Regions from separate parts of the Homo sapiens genome. Here regions 2 and 3 are each linked to region 1. A link is a loop called in an ENCODE intact Hi-C map of the cell type or tissue named here. Cell type or tissue: dorsolateral prefrontal cortex. All regions are shown on one strand. Region 1 overlaps LINC02300 (long intergenic non-protein coding RNA 2300). Region 2 has its middle 470 kb from the start of MIR3171HG. Region 3 has its middle 320 kb from the start of LINC02300.

Evidence for each region. Peaks named below come from ENCODE experiments on the same cell type or tissue, not always from the same donor. Only the 100,000 strongest peaks of a DNase experiment are listed, where the experiment ranks them.
Region 2: a loop joins it to region 1, with 6 times the contacts of the local background. A loop is called at or near these places in 6 of 110 quality-filtered maps.
Region 3: it touches region 1 in a loop (2.7-fold over the local background); 11 of 110 quality-filtered maps call a loop at or near these places.

The regions. Positions count from the first base shown.
Region 1 is chr14:28,608,207-28,610,706 of GRCh38, forward strand. All of the region lies in intron 2 of LINC02300 (long intergenic non-protein coding RNA 2300), which reads right to left. Among named protein-coding and RNA genes, the nearest start is that of LINC02300, 4.2 kb to the right of the region's middle. In dorsolateral prefrontal cortex, CTCF peaks have their summits at 1,194 (motif pointing left) and 1,394; a DNase peak (open chromatin) is centred at 1,205; H3K4me3 peaks cover 1,086 bases; H3K27ac peaks cover 1,834 bases.
Region 2 is chr14:28,141,135-28,143,634 of GRCh38, forward strand. No RefSeq gene overlaps it. Among named protein-coding and RNA genes, the nearest start is that of MIR3171HG, 470 kb to the left of the region's middle. In dorsolateral prefrontal cortex, a CTCF peak has its summit at 1,467 (motif pointing left); no DNase peak of the experiment used is centred here; H3K4me3 peaks cover 1,035 bases; H3K27ac peaks cover 914 bases.
Region 3 is chr14:28,293,449-28,295,948 of GRCh38, forward strand. No RefSeq gene overlaps it. Among named protein-coding and RNA genes, the nearest start is that of LINC02300, 320 kb to the right of the region's middle. In dorsolateral prefrontal cortex, no CTCF peak of the experiment used is centred here; no DNase peak of the experiment used is centred here.

The sequences.
Region 1 (2,500 bases):
CACTAATATGTATGCTATTTCTATAACAAAATGCCAAGCAAAAACAAATAGTAAAGCTGCAACCAGTGTAGATGTTTTATATAGTGCAAAGCTTGATAAAAAGAAAACTTCACATTTATTTATACAAAAACCTGGTGTGTGCGTGTATATATGTGTATATATTTACACATATATAGTTATGATCCCATTTCATTATAGTACATGTATGTCTTGCTTTTTCTTGTTCTTTTTCTCCTGCAGTTGAGAGAACTCTTCCCTCTATCCTTCTACAGGAATACCAGCAAGCAGACAACCCCAGAATCACATTTCATAACACAACTCCAGGAACCCAGTGGCCACAGAAAAGCCTTCTTTCATTGTGACTAGTTTTAGGACCTCTGGGATATTAATTCATCATTGTGCCCTCTCATCACTTCATCCATTATGCCTGTCTATAGCTCACGGAGAGCAAAGAATGACGCAGACGCCTACTGAAGCAATAGCGTGAGATTACCAACACAATGACTTTCAGTGTGGGTAGGGAATTGACGATACCGGCAGAAATGACTACAATCTGCTTTAGAAATATCCGTGTTGGTCTGGCCTTTTAAGGCTGCTACATAAGTGAGATTAGTAATATTAATCTATTCTTCAGCGAGGAAAGTTATTGTATGTGGAAAATTAAATAGGACCATCCATTTTAGAATTGAAATGCTAAGCTAAAACCTTCTTCTGCAGCCTCATCCTTTTTCTAGAGAGTGGTACATGTGTCAATGTTGCAGGAAAGCATCCTTGCTCTCTTCCTTTGTTTGGATCCGGTTTTACAAACAACCGTAGTATCCATTTCCTCGGCTTACAAAACCTGTGAACAAGCACAGCCGAGAACCAGCCATTTTATTCTTCCTTCAAAATGCATGAAAATGTCAACTGCCTTTTCCATGCTTCCCCATAAAACATCAATGAACTGATAAAAAGCAAATGAGTGTGCCTAGTTAACCAATAAATGTAGGATTTTTTTTTCATGTTCCTGTGAGTTAACTTGCAAAATTCCGAGATTAGCAACTAGTCTTTGAATGAACTAGAAACATAATTTTGTCTCTCACAAATGTAGACGCTTTGTGCTAACAAAGATTTTTCTCTGAACACTGTTTTTCACTCCTTGAAATGAATGGTAATAAGTAGGGGCTGAAAAACATGGAACTCACTTCTTTTTGAGACGGAAGCTGAGCGCCATCTCGTGGTGACAGGCCTCTATGACTCTCCTAGCATTGTAACTCAGAGGAGGAAAAAAAGGGCTGTAATGTTTTCCTGTGTTGTTCTTTTTAGCAGCAAAGACCAGTCTTGACTTTTGTAAGGAAAACTTTTGAACACTCACATCATATCTGAGGGAAGCAATACACTAATGCAATAATCCCAAGGTAAAGCAGATTTCTAGGTCACTGAATTTATTGTAATCTTTTTTAGACATTTACAAGTTATATTTGCTTAACTATAGTTCTATGCATTTCCTTAGAAGAGTAGGTCATTGGGGTACAGGAGGATGAAAAAAAAACGTTTAATTAGCCTCCTTGCTCTGCATGTGGATATTAATAGCTCTTATATTTGAAACCCAGTTTTCACAAATTCTTTTATCTATTTAACTTTTGAAATAAATTACTAAAATATTATCACTCTATTGAGAAAAAAATTGGAATACAGTCTTACTACTTACTGATACTTACTAGTACATTTGTCTTTATTTAGTATTTTATTCTATTACCCATTTAGTCAACTTGGACTGAGTCTAGCTATAGATTTGTGCACCAAATTAGCACTTTCAATATTTTTCCTACAGTAAAATTCTACTCTTCATCTCTAGCAAAGCAGCTGTACAACTGTCTTGCTTATCCCACATTACTCACATGGGAGTATGGTTACAAAGACAAACTGTATAAATTGAAATCTCTTTGTTGCTCCATTCCTTACGTTAGCAAAAAATAAAAACATTCTAGTCATGTCAACATATTAAGGATCAGAAACTAAGCAGATGGGTATCTTTTAAATAAGCATGAAAAAGAAAAGTTATGATTTGTTTTTCAGTTGCTTTACCAAATGAGACTTCTATAGATTTAAAAAAAACGTAAAGCTTTAGATCTCAACAAGAAAATCCATTCTTACAGTGGATTTACCTTGCTATCATTCTAGAGTCCAAGCCCGTCATAATAAGCGCAACCATAAATCCTTGGTCAGTGACTCTGAACCTATTGGCTTCACAAGGAATCATTTCCCAACCATAAATATAAGCTGATTGAAAACCAAGGTCATGTCTTCATGATGATTTACAGAGCTATTTAGGGAAACTGTCTAGGACTTAATCCAAATGAACAGGAACAATTTCCACAAATGTAAAAGTATGTTATATGGAAATATTCAAATAAATAGATAGACACATAATAGAATTTTTAAACTATGTTCTCTTCATTTTGTGGACTAAAGGCAGTGGGAAAAAAGATAAATAACTGATTGTAAATACCACCAGAGA
Region 2 (2,500 bases), 470 kb before region 1:
TAGATCATATCTGCCAGATCATGAGAACACAGTACTCAGCATTTTGCAGAACACTAACTATGAGATACTCAAGTGCATTATTATAATGCCACATCCAAAATCATCTAGCATATTGTCAGGTGGTATTTCATTATGTGAATAGATTTTCTCCACATATCTTAAACTTTAAAAATACTTACCCAGTCAAAAAACTTTACTTATTTATAATGTAATATTCTGCTAGACTGTCTAAAAACAGCAAAGTTTATGCTGGAGACCATTGTGTTATTTTACTTGAGCTTCTGCACATACATACAACAAAGCATCAATGCCATGGCCTTAGGCACTGCCTTGTCTTTCTTGCCATTGCTATCGTTAGGGAAAAAAGTGAAAAAGTTAGGTAAGTGACGTGGCCCTTTATCTATTGAGTATTCAGAACTCAGTAAGATAAAAAGATCTATTTGGGTAAGTCTTTCCAGAAAACATAACATCAGCAGCAATGACATGAATGTGAGCTATTAGCTCCCTCTATATTCATATATAGGAGGAGGAAAGGAGTTGAAATGGGCAAGCCAATTTATGCTTTTTCTTATTCTTTTTGTCTTTTTATTCAAGGGAGATGGCAGTCCTTTCCATTTAGCACCACTCGGGTTCCCTTAGGTGAGTCACTGTCACCTTGGTGAGTCTCGACTGCCTTGTAATGTCTGGTCTTACTAGCCTGTGTCAGACACTCTATCTCAAAGGCCATGTGTATGTTTGCATATGCTTATACCTCAACATAAACACATATATTGCCAAATTTGGATTTAATAGGCACACATTAAACAAAGCATAGCTAGTACATCTATTTACTTGCCATTCCATGGCAAGCAAAAGCCATGGAATTGTGCATAGAGGCTCTGGGTTATGTTTATTCTAGAATAAGCAATATTTAAAAACTCATTTTAATCTTTCAGTTCCTTAGAAGGTCAAGATCATTATACATTTTTCTTGGACTGTTTAATTCATTGTTCCCACTTACATGGCTGCCTTCATTACCATGCATATATAAAATGACAGGAAAAGTTTATGGAGGGCAGCTAACTTCAAAATATGCATTAGTATAGAGAATAAGTAATATTCATTATCATCATAAATTTGGGGGGTTCTTTTTAGTAGGCCTTATGAGAAACGGCTTTCTTATAGTCCTAAAATATAGTTTGAAAGGAGCACTAATGTTGGCAAGGAATAAAGAAAGAAAAGAGAGAAATAAAGAAATTGCTGTTAAACCATTTTCTTCATCTACATTTATTATATTTGATACTCAAATTTTGGGGAAAAGAAATTCCAGTTCTCAGGGTATGCATATTAGCAACAAGGAATACAGAACCAATATTATTTCATTCGAGTTTAAAGTTAGCCTGTTTTATGTCTTTGTTCACATAAGAGCTGTGGGAAGAAAAAAAAAAGAAAAAAGAATAAAGCAAAGGCCAGTTCTTAAGCCAATCAAACGTTTTACTCCCACCTTGTGGCAGTGTGGCTACATGGCTAGTTTTCCAAAATGAGACCTCATAATTTTGATTGAAGTGACTTATTTTTATATTGTCTTATCCACTGATGAAAATAAGATTGATGAAGAAGGGGCTTTGTGATTCACCTAATACAGGTTTGTGATGCAGGGCTTTTGCAGGAAGCCAGTCAGCAAAGAGCAATATGAACAGTGCTAATCAATTAGGGAGACAGTAAAATCTAAGCAATATAAACGGTGCTACAGAATAAATAGGCTTATTTTCTTGAGTTTGAATATTGAATTTAAAGAAATTTGTAGGCTCCAGCTATACTAACAAACCCTGTATGTCAAAATTCAAAATTATTTTAAATATCAAAATTATTTCACAAACCTAACTTAGAGTGTTAATAAAAGCAAGCTTTCTCGTTCAGTTTCTTTTAACATTGAAGATATACAAAGACACTTATAAGATACCTCTAAAAACATACTACATAAATCAGATTTTCTGTAAAAGTATAAGGAAAACTGAACTTGAATGTTTATTTATGTGATTTTATTTCTCTCTTTCCTTTTCCTTTTTCATTTCTAAGGATTGAAAAATAGAAAAGGAATCATTGGCTGGTAAGTTAGCAAAATAGATCTGAGAGCATTTTTTTTTTAAATATCTTGCTACTCTTGCTTATTCCGTGGTTTAATACTCCAAACTATCGGCCAAAACTCCACCTGTCTTCTCTCTCAGATTGATTTTACTATCTCCCTAATTGAGTTTAAAATTCATCTTTATTAGAAAGAAAACTCAGCGTCTCTCAGCTAGAATAAAATAAAGGCATCTTAGTTTCAGGACGAAACCAGCCTGGAAGCAGGGACTCTTTCTCCTGTACTACAGCCAAGGGGCTTCTTAAAGGCATCTGTGAATCCTGCCCCTTTGTCTTCACTACTGCCTGGCAATTTCCGGAGACAATCAGCTTTCTATTTTCCAAGGGCTCTCTCTACCAAAAGCTGTGTTAGTCCAAGTGCAATTTAACTTATGAC
Region 3 (2,500 bases), 310 kb before region 1:
CTGGCCCCTTCTGTATCTTTTAAAAATCTTTTTTGGTTTAAAGTCTGTTTTATCTGAAATTAGGATTGCAATTCCTGCTTTTTTTCTGATTTTCATTTCTTTTGTAGATTTTCCTCCATCTCTTTATTTTTAGCCTATAGGTGTAATTACATGTGAGATGAGTCTCTTGAAGACAGAATACCATTGAGTCTTGCTTTTTTAAAAAAATCCAGCTTGCTACTCTGTGCCTTTTAAGTGGGGCATTTAGCCCATTTACATTCAAGGTTAGTATTGATATCTGTGGTTTTGATCCTGTTCTTGAGTTATTAGCTGGGTAGTATGTTGGCTCATTCTTGTGGTTACCATATAGTGTCACTGGCATGTGTACTTAGGTGTGTTTTTGCATTAGTTGGTAGTGGCCTTTCCTTTTCATATTTAGTGATCCTTTCAAGATCTCTTTTAAGGGAGGCTGGTGTTAACAAACTCCCTCAACATTTCCTTATCTGAAAAGGATCTTCTTTCTCCTTTACTTAGGAAGCTTACTTTAGCTGGATTTGAAATTTTCGGTTGAAGATTTTTTTTTTCTTTAAGCATGTTGAATATAGGCCCCCCAATCTCTTTTGGCTTGTAGGGTTTCAGTTGAGTGGTCTTCTGTAAGCCTGATGGGGTTCTCTTTGTAGGTGACCTGCTCTTTCTCTCTAGATGCCTTTAACCTTCTGTCTTTGATTTTGATCTTGGGAAATCTGATGATTATGTGTCTTTGGGCATGGTCTTGTGTAGAATCTTGCAGGGGTTCTCTATATTTCCTGAATTTGACTGTTGGCCTTTCTATGTAGGTTGGGGGAGTTTTCATGGATGATATCCTGAAATGTGATTTTCAAGTTGTTTGCTTTCTTCCCATCTATTTCAGGGATGCCAATGATTCATAAGTTTGGCCACTTTATATAATCCCATATTTCTATGAGGTTTTGTTTATTCCTTTTCATTCTTTTATCTTACTTTTTTCTGACTGTCTTCTTTCTGAGAACCAGTCTTCAAGTTCTGAGATTCTTCCCTCAGCTTGATCTATTCTCCTATTAATACTTGTGATTGCATTGTGGAAGTCTTGTATTGTGTTTTTCAGCTCTGTCAGCTCTGTAAAATTCTTTTTTATACTGGCCATTTCATCTTTCAGCTTTTTTATTGTTTTATGGTGATTCTTAGTTTCTCTGGATTGAGTTTTGCCCTTTTCCTGAATCTAGACAATCTTTGTTTCTATCTGTTTTCTGAATTATATTTCTGTCATTTCAGCCAGCTCACCCTGGTTAAGAAGTCTTGTTGGAAAACTGGTGCAGTTAGTTATTTGGAGGACACAGGACACTCTGGCCATTAGAGTTACTGAAGTTCTTGTGTAGATTCTTTCTCATCACTGCATGTGGGTGTTCCTTTAACTGAAGGGTAGATTGAGCACATTCAATAGACTTCTTTTCTAGATGTTTTCACAGGGCTGAGGCATGGTGCAGGGTCTTTATTTATAGCTAACTCCATGACGTCGGTTTCAAGAAGGTACGTTAACGAAGTATTTTTGGTGTTTAATATTTTGAGTGTGATCCAGTAGGTGGCGCTGAGTCATGTTAGTCAGTTGGTAGGCTCTTGCTTGGTTTTGTGGTTCTCCTATATTGCCTCACAGTTGCACACTTGCTTCCTTTCAATGCTCTGAAAGTGTGGGCTCCTGTCACCCTTATGGGCTGGCTTTAGATCATGGCTGGGCACTCCCAGGCTTCCTACTCCAGTTCTTGGGCGATCTCAGGATTTATGTTCCTTCCCAATTTGGAGGCAGCAGAGCAAAAGAACTTAGTAGTGTTTGTGGCCAAGGGTTTTTTGTTTCTCTCCTGGGGGTTCCACCCCAGCAAGATGCAGGTCAGCAATTGCTCAGTGCAATTAGCCCAGAATGGAAGGTCTGTGCTGTGGGCCTAAGCTAGGGGTTCCCTGTTTGATGATGAGCAAGGGGATGTGGGTGGAAGTTGTGGGAGAAGGACTGTCTTTCTCTCCTGAGTCAACTGCCATTTGTTGAAGGTGTGGATAAGGCACTTAGGGTCTTTGCTCCTTCATTAGTCAGAGGGTAGCAAGGACAAGTCCACTCCAGAGGCATTGGCAGAAAGGCTATCAGTTGCCCCCTGGGGTTTCACCTTCAAGAAACATGGAACCACTGTTATTGGGGGAGCTCAGTCAGTGGGGTGGGGTGGCTGCATTGCTTGTGCCAGATTGGAGTTCTGCTTTTTAGGGAACAGGGGGTTCAAAGGCTCACAGGGAGAAGAGAATGGTCTCCTCTCTATGTGACAGCTGTGGTGTATTGTAAGCTTGGGTACAACCCTCAGTCTCCTTATTTCTTCCCCAGCCGGGGCCCCTGCTTGGTAGAGTAGGGGTTGTTGTTTCCCAGGGGTGAGGAGCTGGACTCTCTCCGTATTGTGTCTGCAGTGTGCTGGAGGTGCCAGCCTAATGACAAGGCCCTTTATTCCTTCCCCAGCCTAAGGGCTGTTAG